3 separate regions of the Mus musculus genome follow, and regions 1 and 3 are each linked to region 2. Evidence: chromatin loops called from intact Hi-C (ENCODE). Cell type or tissue: heart. All regions are shown on one strand. Links, peaks and the distances in the headings refer to the core of each region. The heading gives the core; the rest is flanking DNA.

What was found. Hi-C counts contacts between places; a loop is a spot of excess contacts. Peaks named below come from ENCODE experiments on the same cell type or tissue, not always from the same donor. Only the 100,000 strongest peaks of a DNase experiment are listed, where the experiment ranks them.
Region 1: it touches region 2 in a loop (3-fold over the local background); 8 of 42 quality-filtered maps call a loop at or near these places.
Region 3: a loop joins it to region 2, with 2.0 times the contacts of the local background. A loop is called at or near these places in 8 of 42 quality-filtered maps.

The regions. Positions count from the first base shown.
Region 1 is chr16:30,931,231-30,937,478 of GRCm38, forward strand. All of the region lies in intron 1 of Gm46565 (a long non-coding RNA gene), which reads right to left. Among named protein-coding and RNA genes, the nearest start is that of Gm46565, 18 kb to the right of the region's middle. In heart, for the core only: a CTCF peak has its summit at 1,636 (motif pointing right); DNase peaks (open chromatin) are centred at 1,761, 2,321 and 4,191; H3K27ac peaks cover 1,388 bases.
Region 2 is chr16:30,872,706-30,880,383 of GRCm38, forward strand. No RefSeq gene overlaps it. Among named protein-coding and RNA genes, the nearest start is that of Gm25375, 13 kb to the right of the region's middle. RefSeq lists an enhancer at 1-2,611. In heart, for the core only: a CTCF peak has its summit at 2,950 (motif pointing left); a DNase peak (open chromatin) is centred at 966; H3K4me3 peaks cover 720 bases; H3K27ac peaks cover 1,347 bases.
Region 3 is chr16:30,922,226-30,928,473 of GRCm38, forward strand. Gm46565 (a long non-coding RNA gene) reads right to left here. Exons shown (of 3, transcript XR_001781996.1): 2 at 6,136-6,221. Among named protein-coding and RNA genes, the nearest start is that of Gm46565, 27 kb to the right of the region's middle. In heart, for the core only: no CTCF peak of the experiment used is centred there; a DNase peak (open chromatin) is centred at 3,506.

The DNA.
Region 1 (6,248 bases), core at 1,249-6,248, 60 kb after region 2:
GACAGCCTGGTCTACAGAGTGAGATCCACAACAGCAAGGGCTACACAGAGAAACCCTGTCTGGAAAAAACCAAAAAACCAAACCAAACAAAACAAAAAACAAAACAAAACTGGAGTAGCCATTTGGATCCTAAAGTAATGGTGGGGATGAAGTCCTATTTAGAAAAGAGAGAAGACAAACGGCAGCTGTGTGTCCCTGCCTGAGGGGACAAAGTCTTGGTCTGTCTTCTGATATTTCTATAGGAATAAATAGTCTTGTGTTTCATTTTAAAACATTTGTTCCTTAGGATTTCTCTAGTACTTATAGACAAACTTACTTGTACATGATACCATTCCCCCAGTTTCAAACCTAATTTTTTGCAGGTGACAAGTCCAAACTACCCAAGTCAAAACCAGCCTACCTGTCCCCTGCACTATCACCACCTCGGTACATGAGGTGCAGTAGGGCTGTGTTAGCTGAGTGCCACACAGGTTTTCACAGGAGGGGCTGTGTGGGACGGTAAAACTATGCCAGGAAATTTGGTAAGGTAGAGCAGGTTGAGACCCAGAGACTCTGTGGGCACACACCTGAGGCTTAGGCACTACCCACTCCATGCCAGATTCCTGGCCTGGAATACGAGTCACACTTCTCACATAAGGAAATGTGCCCTACGGTCACATAGTCCTAAAACAGTTCTCCATGCTAATGAGGTACCTAGAGGCCCTGGGGGCTTAGCCAATAAGTTTCCCTTCCCAGACATTCCTCCCTGAAAAAGGTATTTAATCTCGGGTCCATCCTGAGAAGTGGGTAAGGTACAGTGTGCATCCATTTTCTACCATGAACAGCCAATAAACATTTTTAGAACCATGGACTGTCTCTTTCATCAAGATCCAGCGTGGTGAGCCATAAAGAAGGCTTCAACTATCAAGTCGCAGCTTAATTCTCCCGTAGAAGGCCTCTCTGTGCTTCCAGCCACAATACATGCTGTCCTCAGCCCTCGGACTCCCAACTCCATTCTCAGCTCTTCCCTGACTCCCAGCAGCGCCTGAATGTCCAAGAGTCAGAGAACCCCACAGCCCCAGACCCCTGGGCCAGCTCCAGCTTTCCCACATCTCAGACAGTGCTTTTCCACCCCCAGAGCAGAATCTCAGTGCTTCCCTACAGCCCAGCACCAGCCCCAGTGCCAGCGTGGGATAAGCACAGTCAAACTTCTGAGGTGGGTGGAACTTGGACCCGCAGGGCCGTACTAGCTGAGTGCCACACAGGTGTTCACAGGGGAGGCTGGGATAACTACTTGCCAGCACAATTGTTCTTGTGCTCACTGCTTCTGCAGAACAACCTTAAGACTGCACAAATCTCCCAGAGATGAAGGGAGGTGACTGGCTGCATCACCTGCACTCCCTTCTGCGGAGGCTTTGCTGCACCAACATTTGCTAATGCACCCTGCTTTCCTCCAGAGACGAGCCCCATAATAAAGGCATGCTGAATCCTTTTGCTGTTAATGCCTGCAGCTCTTTGCCAGAGGGATCGATTGCCCGTGAACTGAGTCTCTTCTGCTGGACATTCTGCAATGGATAGGCATCTCAGAGAAAAAGAGGAGCTTGGGTAGGTCCTTCCAGAGGAAGCCTTGGCCTGCAGAGGGCATCAAACCAGGGTGGACAGCACAGAAGGGGCCTGTCAGGATCTAGGCTCTGCACATACAGCGGGACTCAGAGCTTCAGCAGGAGAGGGCGTAGGGAGAGCTTTGCAGCCCAAGAGCCTTGGCGGGGGGAAGCCAGGACTGTGCAGGTCGAGGGAAAATTCCTGGCCAGCACTCAGTTCCCACCCCACCCAGAAGCCCAGGCAGACATCCCAGGGAGTGGCTTCAAAGCCTGACTACTCTGCCAGTTACACCATTAAGCCTCCCACCACCCCCTTGGGTTAAGCAGCAATTTCATTTTTTATGATGGAGATGGAGAATTAAAATGACTTCTTGGCTTCCTGCTATGTACGAGGAAACCTTGTTGCCCCAGATTTGCGGGATCCCGGTAGAGTAAACAAAGGATTCTCCTTTAGCTCCAAGATGGCCACTCTCATTCCCCACACTCACCTAACAGCTCTGCACTGGATTCAAAGACCACGCTCAGGACATCATGAAGAACAATGGCAGCCACTGCCTCTTTCAACTGATGAGGAGTTGGATGACCAGAGAAGGGAAGCGATCTGCCCGGGGTCAGTCAGCATCACAGCTAGAGACCCACAGCCTTCCTTCTAGAGCCTGCCCATCAGGACCTTACGGTGATGGGCGTATGACTGGTCTCATGTGCTCACCAGCCTTCCGACTCTTGTTTGTGATTGTGTCCAAAAAGGAAGCCACAGGGAGAGATGGTGACAGGCAGAGTCCTGAGCCAGCTACGGCTGAGTCCAGAGCCACAGACCTAGCAGGAAATGAAGACAACTTGGCAGGCAGGGAGAAAACTTGACTGCAGTTACACAGCCAGCGGAGGGACAGACTGTGACATACTTGAGATTGGAGAAAGTGCTTCCGTACAGAGCTAGGACTCTGTCCCCCTTGAGCTATCTTCCTTTTGGCAAGGGGCCCCTCTAGGAGGTGGTTTCTTGGCCCCTGATAGTCCTGGTTGACTTTTCAAGGCAACAACCTTGGCCTAGTTTCATCCAATGATGCCCATCTCCCCATCCTACCCAGGCCCTCTGAGTGTCCCTCTGACATCTGTGTCACCTGTCTGAGCCTCACAGAGACACACAGAATAAATGGCTTGTGTCTCGTGGGACATAATTTCCAGGGCAGTGACCATGACCATGTCTCCAAAGCTCCCTGGGTTGACTAGATCTGTAAGAAGCTGGGCTAGAAGACTCTGTTGGATGAGTGTCTTGGGTGGTGGTCCCTGCAAGGCCAGTCTTTTTTTTTTTTTTTTTTCGAGACAGGGTTTCTCTGTGTAGCCCTGGATGTCCTGGAACTCACTTTGTAGACCAGGCTGGCCTCGAACTCAGAAATTCACCTGCCTCTGCCTCCCAAGTGCTAGGATTAAAGGCATGAGCCACCACCGCCCAAGGATAGTAAATCTGCAGGGCTGTAAGAGTAGGCAGCTCCCACCAAAGATTCATCAGTTTGTGCTGTTCCTGAGGGTGAGCGGGGCTTTAAGGAGAGGCCCCTGAAGCAACTTCCAGGCCAGCCACTGACTACAGCTGCAGCCCTTCAGTGAGGATGCCCTGGGTGTCCATAAAAGGCCCTCCCACTCCCTTTTCAGGACGACCAGGTCCCTGACCTGACCCAGCCCAGCACTCCTAGATTCCCAAATGGTTCTGGCTGTTGTGATCTACGGCACACTGAAGCTGTCTTGTGTGCAACACGCTCAGTCCCACAACCCACACACTTCCCGCCTGCGCTTTGCCAACCCAATTCCCACTCCTAACCGCCCCGTCAGAATTCAAGGTCCCTTGGGCCTCTGCCTGCCCGCTGTTCTTGACAGATGTGTATTTATGTTTTTCAAACAAGAATAAAGCCAGCCACAGTAGCAACCCTAAAACAAATGAGAATCATAAGTCACCGTGAGTGTTCTCCCTGCTTGTGTCTTAAACAAGGTTCTTTGCAGGGATAATAGACACTCACTACATAGCCACAGGGGACCAGGAGAGGGACAAACCAGAGGCAGTGGGGTGTGTGTAGCACCTCTACCCCTGGCCTCTTGGCCCTCCCCACTCTTTCTTTGCCTTCCCAATGTTCTGAAATGCAGGTTGAGAGGAGGAAAGAACTCCTCAGAACAGTGAACCATACCACACACATGAAAGAGATCGCTTATTACTTTTTTATTAACTTCAGCCCACAGCTTCCTCAAAGACAGCTCCCAGGACTCCAGAATCTCAGTGCTTTTGAACACGAACTAGATTTCTCAGATTTCCTCCTCCTCAGGAAAAAAATGACAGCAACAGTAAGCTCGTAAACTCCCTGTACCGCCTCCCCGCCCAGCTCTGCTTTCGGGGAAAGCACCAGCACGGTATCTCTGCAGCCCAGAGCTCTTTAGAGACTCCAGAAAGCCTCCCGTCCGCAGCCTCCACCACTCGATGGCTCACAGATCAGTACAGTGTCTACACAACAGAATCAGGAGCTTTCAACATACCTCTCTCTGTGTTTGTACACAAGCACACTCAAGCCAGCAAGTCAGTCTGGGGCAGGCACAGCCTTTATAAGAGGCCCTCCTAGGTCGTTAACAATGCAGCTGGATGGGATCTGAAAGTCCGGAAGTAAAGGTTAGAGAAGGAATCCCTCTTGCCAGGAAAGTACCTGGCTGATAGTCCAGGAGGACCCAGAGACCTAGCACCCCACCACATGTCAACCACGGGTGGAGAGCAGCTCATTAAGGATGCTAAAGCCACCCGGAAAGGGGTTGCCAGGGAACCAGCTATCCACACCAGCTCAAACACCCTCCCCGAAGAGAACTGCAGCCATCTGCCTTGGGTTATTACATCCAGCACCACCAAGAGAGGCCACCTCAGCCAGCTGACTCTACACTGAACCTATGAAATGGAGGAGGGTCTCGCCATCAAGGTAAAATCCTCGCCTAAATGTTCCGCCCGGATGAAGAAACTGAGCTGTCAGCCATTCTACAGAGGAGCTGGGGTGGAGGACACGAGAGAAAAGGCTGTCTCCAAAGTGCCCCCTGGGGACTGCAGAAGTCTTATGGGAAGCATTGGGACCTCAGGGGCTCTCAGGAGTCACAGGCAAAAAGACAATGCTCCCCAGCCCTCATGGCTGCGGAGGGGTTTGGGGTGGGGGTGGGGTGAGGGGGGGGAGTGGGAAAGAGGGGTCACCAGTAATGTCTCTATTACTTCCAAGGGTTGTCTCAGGGTTCTCCTGTGGGGCGAACAGGGTGAAGAGGGGTGTGTCTGGGCTACTTGGCTCTGCCCTTTGAAACCAGCAGAGCTTCAGAGGCCATCTTGAGCTCCTGAGCAATCATGGCCTCCTCACTTCTCCCTACTCTCCTCAGTGTGGCTAGCCAACCCAGACCCAAGAACTCCAAGGCACGCCCACCCACCTGCTGGTCCCTCCTGACTGTTGTAGGAAGTTGCCAGAGCCATCCTTGGTCCCTCCTTCCATCCCCTTCCACGCCCCACCCCATCCTCACCCCCAAGCTTTGGGAAGAGAAACAGTCCACCTTCACGCTCAATTCGGAAGTATGGCTGGAAGGAGCCTGCCTGTTGAGGACAGGAAATGATCCGAGAAAGCTTCTGAGACGGCTCCTCATCCCTTGGTCCTCCAAACCTCTCAAGGGGCCAGAGTCTTGCCTGCTCTCTCCTCCCAGTCAAATGTAAAGCATTTAACCCCTCTAGCTTTCCCCTGTGTTCTCTGCCTGTCTCCCTCTGGGCCAGGCGCTCCTGTATCCGTGTTTACTCAGGATAACTGGTGCCTAGAGCCCACAGTGGGGGTTGGGGGTGGGCGACAAGGCTTGGGACCGAATCATTCAAATCCACATTCAAAACAGATGCCCTCTCAGGGGAGAGGAGGGGAGATGGCCCTCCACGGGGGAGGAGTTTCAGGTTAGTTCATCTTTGTCAGCTCATCCCTGACCACTGGGACTTTAATTTAAAAGGTTGGGCCTCTCTCTGGGTGGTGCTGACCTCTGACTCCCTGTGACCTCGCCACCTGTAGAATGGGAGGGAATTGGTGTAGGACAATCTGTCTCACAGTAAGCTCCTAGCTCAGCAGCAGCACCTGGGAACCTGATAGGCACATTTTCAGGTCCACTTGGGACCATGGAACCAGTATCCTTAGAGATTGGGGTCCAGCAATCTGTGTATCCACACCCCTTCAGATGACTCCAGCTTGGGACACACTGCACTAGGCCTTAGACGTGAGCCATGATGAACATTTAGACTCCATCACACCGTGCTACTGGATGTCAGGACTCTGGTCCCAGCCTTTCTGGATACTGGAAGGCACCGGGAGACTGTCCAGAGCAAGGCTTCATTTCCTGGTAGCCAACGGCAGGTCTCCTGTGTATCAGCCATGCCATCATATCCCAGGACCACACTGGAGGGCACTCCAACTGTAGAATGACTGGGGTGACAGTGTCTCTAACATCATGTACTCAGGACACCCTTGTAGCCCATAAAAATCAGAGTGGATGATTAAGTGGATGAGGGCTCCATTTCTGAGAAGCAGCTCTCCTAAAAAGCTCTGTAGTCAAAGGATTTTGAGTGTGCTAGGTAAAGAGGGAGGAGAACATAGTGGAGGGGGGGGGAAGGAGGACAAGGGGAAGAGGGGGAAGAAG
Region 2 (7,678 bases), core at 37-5,036:
AAGGGCACAGCTGGGCTCATGCACTCCTCCACCTTCTGTCGTGGGGCAGTGAACACTGACAGACCAGCATATAAAGGCACAGAGAAGCCCAGACCACAGTATGACGATTAGGATGGCAAGTTCAGCCTGACTGGGAGATACAGAAAACTGAAGAGCCCTTCCTTCCATGTGGGACAGGACAGGCATGTGGGACAGGACAGGCATGTGGTACAGGACAGGCATGTGGGACAAGACAGGCATGTGGGACAGGACAGACATGTTAGTCAAGAGATGCCCCATCCAAAAGCCTGCTGTGGAGCAATGGCTTTAAAGCTCTTTTATTTTGAAATCCCTTCTCCTTTTTCTTATCTTCTCTCTTCCTCTCCTCCCCACCCCCATCCCTTCTCTCTCCCTGCTACCCAGCCCCCATCCCTACCACCTCTTCTCCTTTATTGCTTAATTGAAATTTTACAGGGCCTCCAGTATATTTGGTTTGACTTACAAGTCTTACCCAGTCTCTAAAGTTGCTGTCATTTTCTGGAGAGAACATCTAAACGTTCTATTCGGATTTATCAAACCCCTCCCTCTCTTCCTTAGAGGCCCTTGATGTAGCACACTATTTTTAGACATGACTGGGAAATCTAAGACAGTTGCTTTAATTAAGGTTTTGTGCAAATAAAATACTCATTCCCTTTGTTCTTATTTTATGTGTAGTGTATGTTAGGTCAAGGAAATTTCTTTCATATTCAAAATGTGACTGACCATGTATAATTCCCAGAGTGAGGAAGAGTATATAGGCGCCCTGACAAGGTACCCGGAGGCGCGAGAAGCCTGCGACATTCTATTCACTTCACTGTTCTCACACGTTGGCTCAGATGGTCCCTCCAGGCTCCGTGGAAAAGCCTAGAAGCTTCCTCCCATCGCCAAGCTTCTGATCCTTGACGCTAACAAAAGGTTGGCTCTCAGGACCGGACAGACAACTCAGGTTGTTTCCATTTCCGGTCCCCAAGCTTTCCCCACCAAGTCCGGACTCTTCCTCTTTATGCTAGCCTAGCAGGTCACAAAGAGGCATTTGCACTTTCAGAAGCCAATTCCCCCTTTGGGGCGGAGCCAGCCCTAGAGAAAACTGTCGAGTACAACGGAGAAGAATGGAACCTATTTTTCCCATTCTCCTAGGCTCCGTGAACTTCAGGGTAATTAGACAGATGTGAAATGAATATATGGCTCTTTTTAATCCTAGGTCTTCTTAATTGCCTCAGTTGGAAGAGTCATTAATTTATGATTAACGAGATAGCTTCTGTACAAAATTCAATTACCCTGAGACGTGCCACAACCTGCTACCCAGACGCTCCGGAGTGGCTCTCGCTGTTAATCGCTCTAGGCTGGCCCTGCCGTCACGCAGCAGATGATGTGGCAGACAGAAGGACCATCCTAGAGGCCAAGCCTGGCCCGTGGTCAGAGGGAAATTAGAGAGCAGGTTAAACAGCTGGGTCTAAAGCCCAGAAGCAGCCGGGTTACGCCAGAGTGGCAGCCCAGGTCAGTAAGAGCCAGGCGGCACCCCGTGGCTCCAAAATGCCTTCTCTGCCACCAGAATCCTGCAAAAGTAACACTATAAGGTGGGAAGACAGGAAGCCTGCCTCCTGGGTTGTAGCAAGGGCTACGCATGGGAGGCCTCGGAGCTGACTCTGAGTTTTGTGCAGTTTTTCTGCACTGGCCTTGTGTTATTTGAAAGTGTGTGTGTGTGTGTGTGTGTGTGTGTGTGTGTGTGTGTGTGTGTGTGTGTGTGTTTATAAATATATTATCTTGAAGAATCCAATATACAGCATCTCCTGCCCGAGTGCATAAATGCTGACAGGCTAAGCATGTGATCTGCTCATGCCTCTTTCAGTGTATTCTAGGCCTTGATCCCAGGGCCTCAAACATCGATAGCACGTGCTCTGCCACCCAGACAAACCTACAGCCACACCTACATACCTATAACCACACCTACAGACGCACCTTCGCCATGTTTCCCTCATTTTGAACATGAAAATGAGGACTAAATTGGGCAGAAATCACAGAAGTAACAAAGTCACACCATACCCTCTGCAGCTCCGAACCCAGGCAGAGAACCAACAGCTAGTGTTTTTCTTTTCTTTTTTTCTTTTTTCTTTTTTTTTTTTTTTTTTTTTTTTTTTTTTTTTTTTTTTTTTGGTTTTTCGAGACAGGGTTTCTCTGTGTAGCCCTGGCTGTCCTGGAACTCACTTTGTAGACCAGGCTGACCTCGAAATCAGAAATCCACCTGCCTCTCTGCCTCCTGAGTGCTGGGATTAAAGGCATGTGCCACAAAGCCAGTATCAGCAGTTGCATCCAGTTAGATGAGGCTGGAGGAACTCAGGAATGCATCCATCAAGAGACAAAGGAAAGAAATGCTTTGCCTGACACAGGTAGAAGTTGTGTCCCTAATAGGTGCAGAGCCCCTGTATACCTAAAAGGTGCAGAGCCCCTTTGTACTTAATAGGTACAGAGCCCCTGTGTACCTAATAGGTGCAGAGCCCCTGGCTGTTCAGCCTTTGGGATAGCAAACTCTATTACTAGGAAACAAACCCAGGCCTTGCAATTTTCCTGCTGTTCTGGTGATCTGAGGTCTGCAGCCTTTAGAATGTAACCTACAGTCCTGTAATTGAAGAGCCAGTAAGTGGGCACCTAGGGAAGGGTGTGGGGGTGGGGCAGGCAACTGGAAAATGTGCCTGTGGGTCACCCTGAAGCTCTAAAATTCTGTGGTGCAGGGGGCGTCCGCCACCCCGCAAAGTTACTAAAACCACTGAATTATACACTTTAAATAGCTGGGTTTTATGATCTGTGAAACAGACCTCAATAAAGATGGTAATAAAAACAAAATGAAGGGAAGCCGACTCAACAAGGACACTTCTCCCAAGTGCCAGTGACCTCTTCAAGCTTCCCAGCTACCCCACTGCACAGACGACAGCTCCCTCCACAGGCCTCCTGCAGCTGCCTTCTTAACTTAACCTGCCACAGAGGGTGGGGGGGGGACACATCTTGAGAAAAGCAATGTGCAAAAAAATAAGAAGAAGAAGAGGTGGCGGGGCGAGGAGGGGGAGGAGGGAGGAGGAGGGAGAGGAAGAGGAAGGGAGGGGGAGAAGAAGAGGAAGAGGAGGAGGATGAAGAAGATGAAAAAAGATGAAGAAGGAAAAGAAGAGGAGGAGGAAGACGAGGATGAGGAGGAAAAGTTGTTTATTTGGCGCTTATATTTCAAAGTCTCTAGTCCAAATCTGTTGATCCTGTTGCTTTGGGGTTCTAGGGCTCGTCCATGGGGGCAGGACCTAGCATAGCACGCCTGGTATGCTCATAGCCACAGGGAAGCAATGAAAGGAAAGATGGGTTGAGTGCTCTCATGTCCCCTTTATGGGACATACCTCCTATATAACCCAACTTCTTCCCACTAGGCCACACCTCCGAAGTCTCAGCAGTCTCTTACAGCAGCACCACAGACCCGAGACCAAGCCTTCAACATAGCACAGCAGTTCACACTTAGAGCAATGCTGTGTCTTCCATCCAGACCAGTCCTGTGTGTCCAACTGCCCCAACGTCCTTGTCCCAACGTCACATAGGCTTGTCTGCCCCAAATGCATAAAGGCTGTGGGAGGCCTGCAGCCTAACCATGGATGGTATCACTAGGGCCTTCTAGGTTATAGAAAATCAGTGGTCCCTAAGCCCTCTACCCTCGAGAGTGTGTTTCCCTCATTGCAGACCCAGTGGATAGCACAGGGACACTTGTTTTGTGACCCCGAACTCAAGGACAGCTTCCCAAGCAGAAAATAAAAAATATATGTGTTGTGACTAACAATAAAAACAGAAAACCTTCAAGACCAATAGTGACATCACCACAGGATGGATAGCGATGCCGCTAATAACAAGGAAGCTGCTCAAAACCATTTTGTGGATGGAAAACTAGAACATTTTATTGAGCCACAAAGGCAGAACACAAAAATTTGACGGTGTGTAGGGTCCTTAACTTTTTCAGTGTGTCATTCCATCAGACTGGAAAAGGTACTACAATAGCCACAGGGACTTTTAATTTCTGTCTTTGTGTCTTTCTGTATTTTACAAGTTTCTGCAATGAGAGTATTGCTTTGTTTTACATTTATTTGCATGTATATACACGGGTGCTTTCAATATTCACGCATGTGGAAATCAGAGGACAGCTCTCAGGGGTTGGTTTTCTCCTTCTACCCTGTAGGTCCCAGGGCTTGAACGCAGGTTATCAGTCTTGGCTGCAAGCACCTTGACCACTAGTCATCTCACCAGCCCATATTATATAAAAGCCAGTCAGCCTGTAAGCCCTATCTGCCCAAGGACCAGGGAACTTCCTGGAATGCTGGGAGTGGTAGTTTTTGGAAATACTGTGGCCTTTAACGCCTTGTAACATGTGATTCATTGCCCTCACTGGGATTCCAGGAGTGGACCTGATTAGAATCCATCCAGAGTGGACAAGCTTCAAATCTGGACTTTAAAACTTGCTTCAAATTTAGCTCAAAATTGTGGAGCTGGTTTTTCGCTCACACATCTCAGGATTCACAATTTCTTAAAAAATTTTAACAGTTTCTCAAATTTTTATTTAAGGATTCTAGAAAATTACAAAGAAAGTAAAATAAAAGCAATACCACTATCTAGAAGAATAAAAATTATAGCTTATTTAGAATTTATTTTTTTAAAGCAAAGCAGCAGATTAGGTTGGCACCTGTATGTCCTCTTCTTCAGCTCTTTCCACTCTGTCTCTAGAGACAAGCACTTTCTAGATCAAACGTATGGCTAGTTCATGTTTTCAAGCTTCTATCGTATTAGTTTCATAGAACTGGGATTTTAAGTTATTTTTAAACTTGTCGACTCTTGCATGACCTTTTCCTGGAGACATGAACAAATGTGTATTTACCCCAGATAGGGTACTGTTAGGTCTCAGGAAGTGTGTATATGTCCAGAAATGAGTGTCTCAACTCAAGCTGGACTATAGATGGTGTGGTGATTTGAATAGGAATGGCCCCCATAGACGTGTATTTGAATGCTTGGCCCATAGGAAGTGGCACTATTAGGAGGTGTGGCCTTGTGGGAGGAAGTGTGTCACTGTGGGGGCGGGCTTTGGGGGGGTCTCCTATGTTCAAGTCACTTTGGCTTCCTGCTGCCTGCAGATCCAGATGTAGACGTCTATCTCCTTCTCCAGCACCACGTCTGCTTGTGTACCACTGTGTTTCCCACCATGAGGATAATGGACTAAACCGCTAAACTGTAAGCCAGCCCCAATTAAATGGTTTCCTTTATAAGAGTTGCCATAGTCGTGGTGACTCTTCACAGCCACAGAAACTCTAACACAGAAGTATTGCTAAAAATGTCTATTGTTGCATGCAGTTTTAAAAGCACTCAACCTCGGGCTGGAGAGGTGACTCAGTGGTTAAGAGCATTGACTCCTCTTCCTGAGGTCCTGAGTTCAATTCTCAGCAACCACATGGTGGCTCACAACCATCTGTAATGGGATCTGATGCCCTTTTCTGGTGTGTCTGAAGACAGCTACAGAATGCTCATATACATAAAATAAATAAAATCTTTAAAAATCTTAAAAACAAAAATACAAAAAACATGCCACCTCCTTTGCCGGGAACATGACCATCTCGCTACCAGTCCTTCCCTGCTCCCTCTTGCCTCTTTCTGGCTTAGCTCCAGGATCAGTGCCATCAGCACTCTTTCCTACCCACCTTTGTTCCTGGAGGGGTCATGTTACCAGTTCACTCCTGAGACCCTTGAATCCTCAGATAAAAGATACACACACACACACACACACACACACACACACACACACACACACACACTGTGTTACCTTTAGAACTTGCCTCTAGGCACAATTGCTGGGCGCAGATACCTCCTGCCCGAAAATTTGTGCCCTTATCAATTTATTATCTCTGTCTCTCCCTCTGCCCTAAACTTAGTGGCTTGCATCAGCTAGACCCCACCCCACACATTCAACACCCATAGCGGAGGCTGCAGGCCCTAGCTGCCCCAAGACCTGACATGACTGCTGCTTTCTTCTTGTTCTAAAGCATGATAGAAAAGTCCCCCTCTCTTTCCCTGCATCACCTTTTCCTCTTGGGACCTGGAAGTCCCACTTGAACCTTCTGTCTAGCAATTGTACACACACACACACACACACACACACACACACACACACCAGCCTTCTTTATTGACAAGTCAAGAACCAATTGGGAAACGAGACCTTAGTGACAGAACCTCCCCTTATTGTCTACAACCAGCATCCTCCAGGAATGTGTGAAATGGGTTCCTGCCTGCCAGAAAGGGACACATGACTCTCCATTGACACATCCCTGTGGTTTGTATATCAAAGCTCATGCTGGCCTGCAGGTTCCCTCAGTCCCTATTCAAAAGCACCCATTCTGTATCTCCTCTACCCTAACTATCCAGTCCCTCCCCACAGCTACTCATCCTCTTTATAACCATCCACCCCCACCTCCCCCACTCCACCCCTGCTTCCCTAGGGCTGGGCATGTCTGCTTCCTTTTCTCTCTGCTCTGGACTCTTCCAGATGCCTTTGGATGTTTTTTTCTCTCTTATCCACAATAAAACAAAACAAAAACAAACAAACAAACAAAAAACCCTACCTTCTCTCTAACCGCAAAGCAGTCATTTTGGTTGGTGGTTTCTTTACTGCACCCTCAAATGCAGGCACCAACTGGCAGATTTAAAAAAAAATTAGTTTGATAGGTGATACAAAGATTGTGGTATCACTCAAAGGCACATCCTAGCAAGGATGACAACTGACAAAAGCTACATCCCTGGTATTCCCTGGCCACCTTGTAGGCAGCTCCACTGAAGGGTGACACCTGCTCTCCTGCAATTGTTTGCCACTTATAACCTTAGAAGGGGGTGTGTACATCTTGTAAGCATCCCAAGCCTTGCCTCATTAACTTCCTAAGTCTTAGCAGCCTTCCTTCATTGGGTAGTGCTTTAATCCCAAGAAACTAGCTAAAGAATGCAAGAAACGTCATTCCGGTAGGGCAGAAGTTGTCCCTAGCAAGCTCTGGAGCTTTGCTGGGTAATCAATAATTGGATGGCCAGGCAAGTGAAGATTGCACCAACCAGGAAGGACCCCCCCCCCCCCAGCAGCCCGAAACAAACTCAAAAACAAAACTTCCCTGTTAGCTTCTGATATGGAAGTCCCTGATCCTCTCTGTAGCCACCTTGTTGGGAAGGAAAACAGAGCCATCTGCCTGGTTGGAATTTTTTTAAGATTGTGTGTGTGTGTGTGTGTGTGTGTGTGTGTGTGTGTGTGTATTGCCTGAGCATGAGCAAGCAAGTCCCTTTGGGGGCCAGAAGAGGGCATCAGATCCCTAGAAACTGGAGTGACAAGCAGTTGCAAGGCACCTGACATGGGCACTGGGAACTGAGTCCACAACATCTAAATGTGCTGCAAGCACTCTTAACCACTGAGTCATCCCTTGAGCCCCTGGAAACTTTTTGGCATGCTGGATCTGATTGGATACTCTTTACTGCCACCAGTTGCCCACAAGAACGTCCCAACCACACCAGGGCAGGCACTATCCTGGCATCTTCTTAGTGCTGGAATGGGTAGAGATGGTTTCTAATTTGTGTTTCAATTTGCCTGACTATCAATAACAAAGGTGTCCATATACAT
Region 3 (6,248 bases), core at 1,249-6,248, 51 kb after region 2:
AGTAGAAAAGGCTATTCAGATTACTGGAGAGTTCTGGAGTCCCACTCTTCTCACCCAGCCTCCTTCCCATGTTCCCTTCTCCAGTGACCATACACCCAGCAAGTCAGGAGGTGGACAGGGATACACTCAGGCTGCTTAGAGACTTCATATGGACGTAGGGGCACTAGCATCCCTCTGCTGCTCAGCACACAATTCAGGTATCACAATTAGGGTGCTTACAGACTGCACATGGACATCACTAGCATCCCTCCTCTGCTCTAGCATCCAGTCCAGGGTACCACATCATTAGGGTGCTTTGTGTCCCTCCATCACAAGAGTCTCTCAGTGCTGCCATCCTCCATCAGGGCTCCTCAGCCATGATTGCTCACTGGAACTTCCTGGTCAGCCAAGTCACCAGGGCCAGGAACAGAGCCAGTGCTAGTTGTACCAGAACACACACACACACACACACACACACACACACACACACCCCACCCTGCTGTGGTGGGACCAGCTGTTACTTTCTAAGGCCATTCTGAAGCTGATGCTCAGCCACCCAGAGTTGAGAGGGGCAGCTCTTAAAATCCCCATGTGTCCACTCATTCTGTCATGTGTCTCTTAGAATGGGGAAGCAGCTCTTCCTAAATTAATTTTTGATGACTCATGAATAGTGTATACATTTCTTACATCCAGCTCACTGCTGCTTTGTCAGTATCTCGCCAGATCACAGCAGCATGGCTAAAGGCTAGGCCCCCTCATAATTAATCCCTCAATATTATGCTTTTCCCTTTCTCCAGTCTTTTCCATCCCTAGAAACATTAGAAAACGGGACAGTGTCTGTTGATGATGTCAAGTAATATGTGACATTAAGCAATAAGCGTTTTTTCTTTAAAAAAATCTTAAACTGTTTCTCTACATTGTTCATGACTTGCTAAGTGTAGCTTGAATATTTTAGTAGTTTTGGGATATTTTGTGGAATGAAAATACATTAACTTAGTTATCTATGGATACATAGGATATTTCAGAGATTTTGTTCTTGAAAGTCTGGGTCATGCTATCTTGAGTACAGCATAGTAAGTCTTACAACACAGGTTTTCCCTTAATAAACATAGCTTTATTTTTTTTCTAGTACATTCTTATATTTAAAAGTGAATGCCTTTGAGTGGAGGTAGCCCATGGCCAAGTGGAAGTGGAGATATTAGGTTTCATTTTAGGTCACTACCCTATCCTCAGCCCAGACAGCTCCCCTAAATGATTCTCCAGTCGCTCCTCAGCAGCAGGTATGAGGGGATCCATTCCCCACCCCACACCTCCTGCATCACTGTCAAAGCCTGCTTCACCAAACCTCCTTTTGTCCATAGCGTGATGAATGTGATTTCATTCCTTTCCTTTGTGGTCACATGACCATCTTAATAGACCAATAAGACATCAAAGTTCAAAGAGATTCCAGTGATCATGTACCCTAACCTCGTTGCTTTAAGAACGTTTCTGTTGCATAAAAATTACATGACGTCATCACAACACAAGTTTTCATTATGTATATATCATCTCTATAGTATAGTGAACAGAAATTAAAAATTCCCCTTTGCATTCTTTTTCTCTTGCTGAGAGAAGCACTAATGTTAACAGTTGGTACATGTAGTGGCGGCTTGTGTTCTTCTGCTAATTATGTTACCCCAAAAACCTGTCTACGGTGTCCCCCACATAGGACTAAAGGAAGCCTGTCCCCAGTTGGGTTTTGACTGCTCAGTAAAGTTACCAGCAGCCAATGGCTGGACAAGGAGACAGAGGCGGGACTTCTAGGATCCCTAGGAAGGGACTGAAGAAGGATGGAGAGGGGATTGTTCTATGATGAGGGCATAGGAGACGAACCACGCAGGGAAGTTGCAGGAGGGAGAGACAGAGGACATGTAGGGAGGGAGCGGGGATGGCCCCAGGAGGACTGCCCAGCAGGGTCCAACCCCAGAGTGGATGACAACCTCCTCGAAGCCACATAGACAAAGATGGCTCTCCATAAACTCCATATCGAGTTTACCTCGAGGAAGCACATGAAACAGGGAACCTCAACAAGCAGGGTCCAGGGCAGCAAAGATGAAATGTAGATTTAGTATGTATTAACTCAGAAATATCAGAGGAGAGTGGGTGTAAGCCACATGGAGTTAGGGAGAGGCCAAGTCATTGAGCTGTTTAAGGCATTTAAAATATAAGGCTGTGTATGTGTGTTTTTCTTTTTGGGGATCCAGAACACTGGGGTGGTAGGGAGAAGTGTGCACACCCGCCAGAAAATATAGAGTGGATTAATCGCATACCACAACAGTCACTACAAAATGAGCTATTTACCACAGGTAGATTCGTGCATGTAAATACATGAATACAGTAAGCAGTGGTTTTTTTTTAAGACTTATTAAACATTTTTAAGGCTTATTTTATGTGCAGAAGAGTCTTGCCTGCATGTATATCTGTGTACCATGTGCATGTTTGGTGCCTGCCTGAAGGTGTCGGATGCCCTGGAACTGGAGTTACAGGTGGCAGTTAGCTAGAAATGGAATCCATGTCTTCTGGAAAAGCAGTAAGTGTTTTTAACCACTGAGACACCTCTCTCTGCCAGTAATGGGGTTTTAGATTATTAAAAGATATCTGTGTTTTCCTGCAGTTTGTATTTATTTTCTCTTAGCAACACATTTTAGTACCTGTTCCTTATCAGCACACACAGACTTATTCCACTGCTTCCACTACTGCATAATTTATAGCCTGAGACATATTGGTCATCTATTGCTGTGTAACAAATTCCCCTCCTGTCTCCATATTTAGTGGTGTGTACAAAAATAAAAAATGAACAGATGAAAAGTCCCTTATCTCATCCACCTTCTGAAATTGGGAATCCTGGACCAGCTTGTGCTGGTCGTTCTGGTCAGGGCCTCTGGTGACATCGTAGCTAAGCTGTGAGCAGGGACTGCGGTCATCTGAGGCTTCCCTGGGGGCTAAAGATTGGTGTATCAGATAAGATGGCTCCCTTGCACAGCTCTGGGCAGTTACCTAAGTTCTGCAGCGTGCAGACCCCTTCAGGGCTGCTCAAAGACAGTTCCCCCAGAGCAAGGGATGAGGGAGGGAGATGGAGAATAAAATGAAAGAGGAAGCCCCTGTCTCTGTGAAACCTAAACCCAGGAATGACATGTTACTCCTGCAGTGCACCACTGGGCATTCACAGCAACCCTGGATTAGGGCATGAGATGAGCAGGGCTGGGCACACCCTGAGGTGAGTGTCGCTGGAGTCTGCTTGGATGCACACAGGGGCACTGTGTTCTACTCCCCTCCCCGTGGCCGCCTTCAAGCTCTTATGCTCACAGGCAGCAACACTGTGAGCACTTGGGCATACATCTGAATGCCAGGCTCTTGTAGTACTAACTGTTGTGAGAAGTGTGATTTTGACAAGGTCATACCACTCACTCCTTCCTACAAGACCAGGACGGATGGCAACGTCAACCATCAGACTTCCAGCCTGGTCCAGTTCCAGAGCCACATATGTTTGTGGGAAGATAAACAGGAAGTAGATTGTTAGGTCCCAAACCCAGGAGAAACAGCTGAGATGTCTATTTACCATATCAAGCAGACCTGGCTGCCAGATTTTCCCAGCATCCACCAGTCTCTACCTATTACAGGGTCTTCCTGGCTGGCATACCCTGACCCCTAACCTGAATGGCTGGGTTGCCCTGCCCTATGTAATCCAGCCATTTTGGCTACTTGCACCCCCTTTTTTTCTTAGCCTTTTTTTTTTTACCCTTCCTCCTTCTTAGTCTCCTGGCCTCCCCTTCCCTCCCCTTCCTCCTCACACAGCAGGCTCAGGGTGATGTTCACTCTGGCTTCAGACGCCTCTGTCTCTGCCTTCTGCTATGCTCTCCCTCATATCTACAATAAGCTTTCTTCTCCACCTAGGAGCAGTCACGTCCTCCTCTTTCATTTCTTTTCTTCATTCCGAGATCTCAACACGTATCTTGAGATGTAGCTGATAGAAAGTCCCAATGGTTGGTTCCCAGAATGCTAACAAACCATGTAACGGCTTATCTTACCCTGTAAGTGCTAAGTCTACACTGTCCAATGGCTACGCCCACTGGTTTGTGAACACTCTAGCTGTCTTGGTTAAAAGGAAGCTGATAGAAATAAGGAATCCTCCCCAGACAGAAACTGGCATCGGACGGACTGAGTTCAGTTCTGTGGCCATGTGTAAGCCACATCTCTCCTAACACTGCTTCTGCTGTGATGTAGACGCCGTAGAAACTCCTGGTAATGTGTGCGGTCTGGCCATGGAGAGTGCAACTGCTTTTATTCTCCCTACTGAACACATATTAGTTGTCCTTCAAGCTCCTCCAGTTTCTAAAAATATATTGTGCCTGCTGAGCTCATTTTGCCTGATTTTTACCACATCCCAGATCTCTGCTTTTTATGCCAACCATTATGTTGTGGCCTGGGTTTCTTCTTGTGGATGGTTCAGATGTTTGCTGTGTGGGGTGAAATGTGATCGAAAGTCTTATGAGAGCTCCCTACTTCAGCCCAGCCTAACCTGCCTCCTGTTGGCAGGTATGGGGGGTAGTCATAAAGGCTACTGTCCCTGTAGACACAGCTTGAGTCCTCTTCATGTCACGATACACAGCTTCAAAGGGATCTGGGATAGTGGGATGGGTGGGTGGTGGGATGGGATGGGTGGGTGTTAGGATGGGTGGATGGTGGGATGGGATGAGTGGGTGGTAGGATGGGTGGATGGTGGGATGGGATGAGTGGATGGTCGGATGCATGATACAGTTTAACTGTATCAAATGAAACAGCTTTTTCACAAAGAACATTTCTGGAACATCAGAAAATTGCCTGGTCAGGGGACTTGTATAGTGTCTCCAAAGGCCCAGGTGTTCAAAGATTGTCCTTAAGGTGACACTATTGAGGGGTGGTGAAACCTTTAGGAAGTGAGGCCTAACAGAACACCATTAGGTCGCTGGGTGTGTGCCTTACGGGGGGATTATGGGACCTCCGCATCTTCCATTTCCCGTCTTGCTGTTTGCTTCCTGGCTCATAATGTAAGGAGTTTGCTATGCTCAGTGCTCCCCACTATTCCAATCCAGTGCCTCCATCAGAGACCCTAAACAATGAGGCCACTCATTTATTCAATGGAACTTCAAAACCATGAGCCAAAGCAGCCTCTCTCCTTTTTAAAGTTCCCTGTCTGATTTTGTTCTAATGGTGGAGAGCTGGCTAATATGTCCAGACTGTGACCAGGTCACAAGCTCTGGCCTGAATATGTGTGCCAATCCAAAGTTTGTGTGTTAAACCTAACACTCATTACTCTCATGCTAGGATCAAGTGGGGCTTTAGGAGGTGTCAGGTTATGAGTGTGGAGCCAATCCCCTTGCCAGACAGCCAACCTGCTAACACGTTGATCTTGAACTTTCAGACCTAGAATAGTAGGCAATGAGTATGTGTTGTTTAACAATTGCATTCAGGAGGATTTTGTTACAGCAGCCAACCAGACAGATGTAGGGGAGGTGTGGATAATTTGGACACCCAGTGGAAGAAAGCCTGGGAGCAAGGGGAAGCAGTGTTCATTGTGATGAGCGTAAGATGCCCAGGGGGCCCTCAGGGTAGGTGTCTACTGTGTGACTTTTATGAGAGAAGCTCATGACTCTTTAATAAGTGCTTTTCCCAGAAGACATTGTGAGCTTCTTAAGAGAATGTCTGGGACCTCTGCTGTCCTCTAGAGTCCAAAGGCCAGACAAGAACAAAGACATAAAAGGGTTGTGACAAGCATTTTAGAGAAGAGACGTTTCCATTTCAAACCAGAAGAGGACTAGCATTCCCCTACCTACTTCAGGCTCCTGCGAAGGCAGGAGATGTACCACAGACAGCACCAAATGTGGGTATCCCTGCACAATCCCGCCCCACACTGGCCAACAGACCTAGGAAAGACTGTGCCTCCTGGATGGGGGGAACTTGCTGCCACGATCACTCCCTCCTGAACTTGGGCAGCTACAGAAAGCTTGGACCTTTGATGGTCCAAAGGGTGATATAGACCTGGAAGGTCTGCAGCAGAAGGGTAGGGCCTGGGGTGCCCATGTGGTAGCTGGGATCTCAGCAGAGGCCTGGCCCAGCCTGGTCCCCCATGAGGCTTACCTTGAGGTTCCATACAGCGTACCCTCACTGACACAGCAGTCTCTCATTCCAAAGCATTTCACTGTGTTTCCTCAGGAAGCGTCTTGCTGAAAGATAAATGTTCTGTGTGTGAT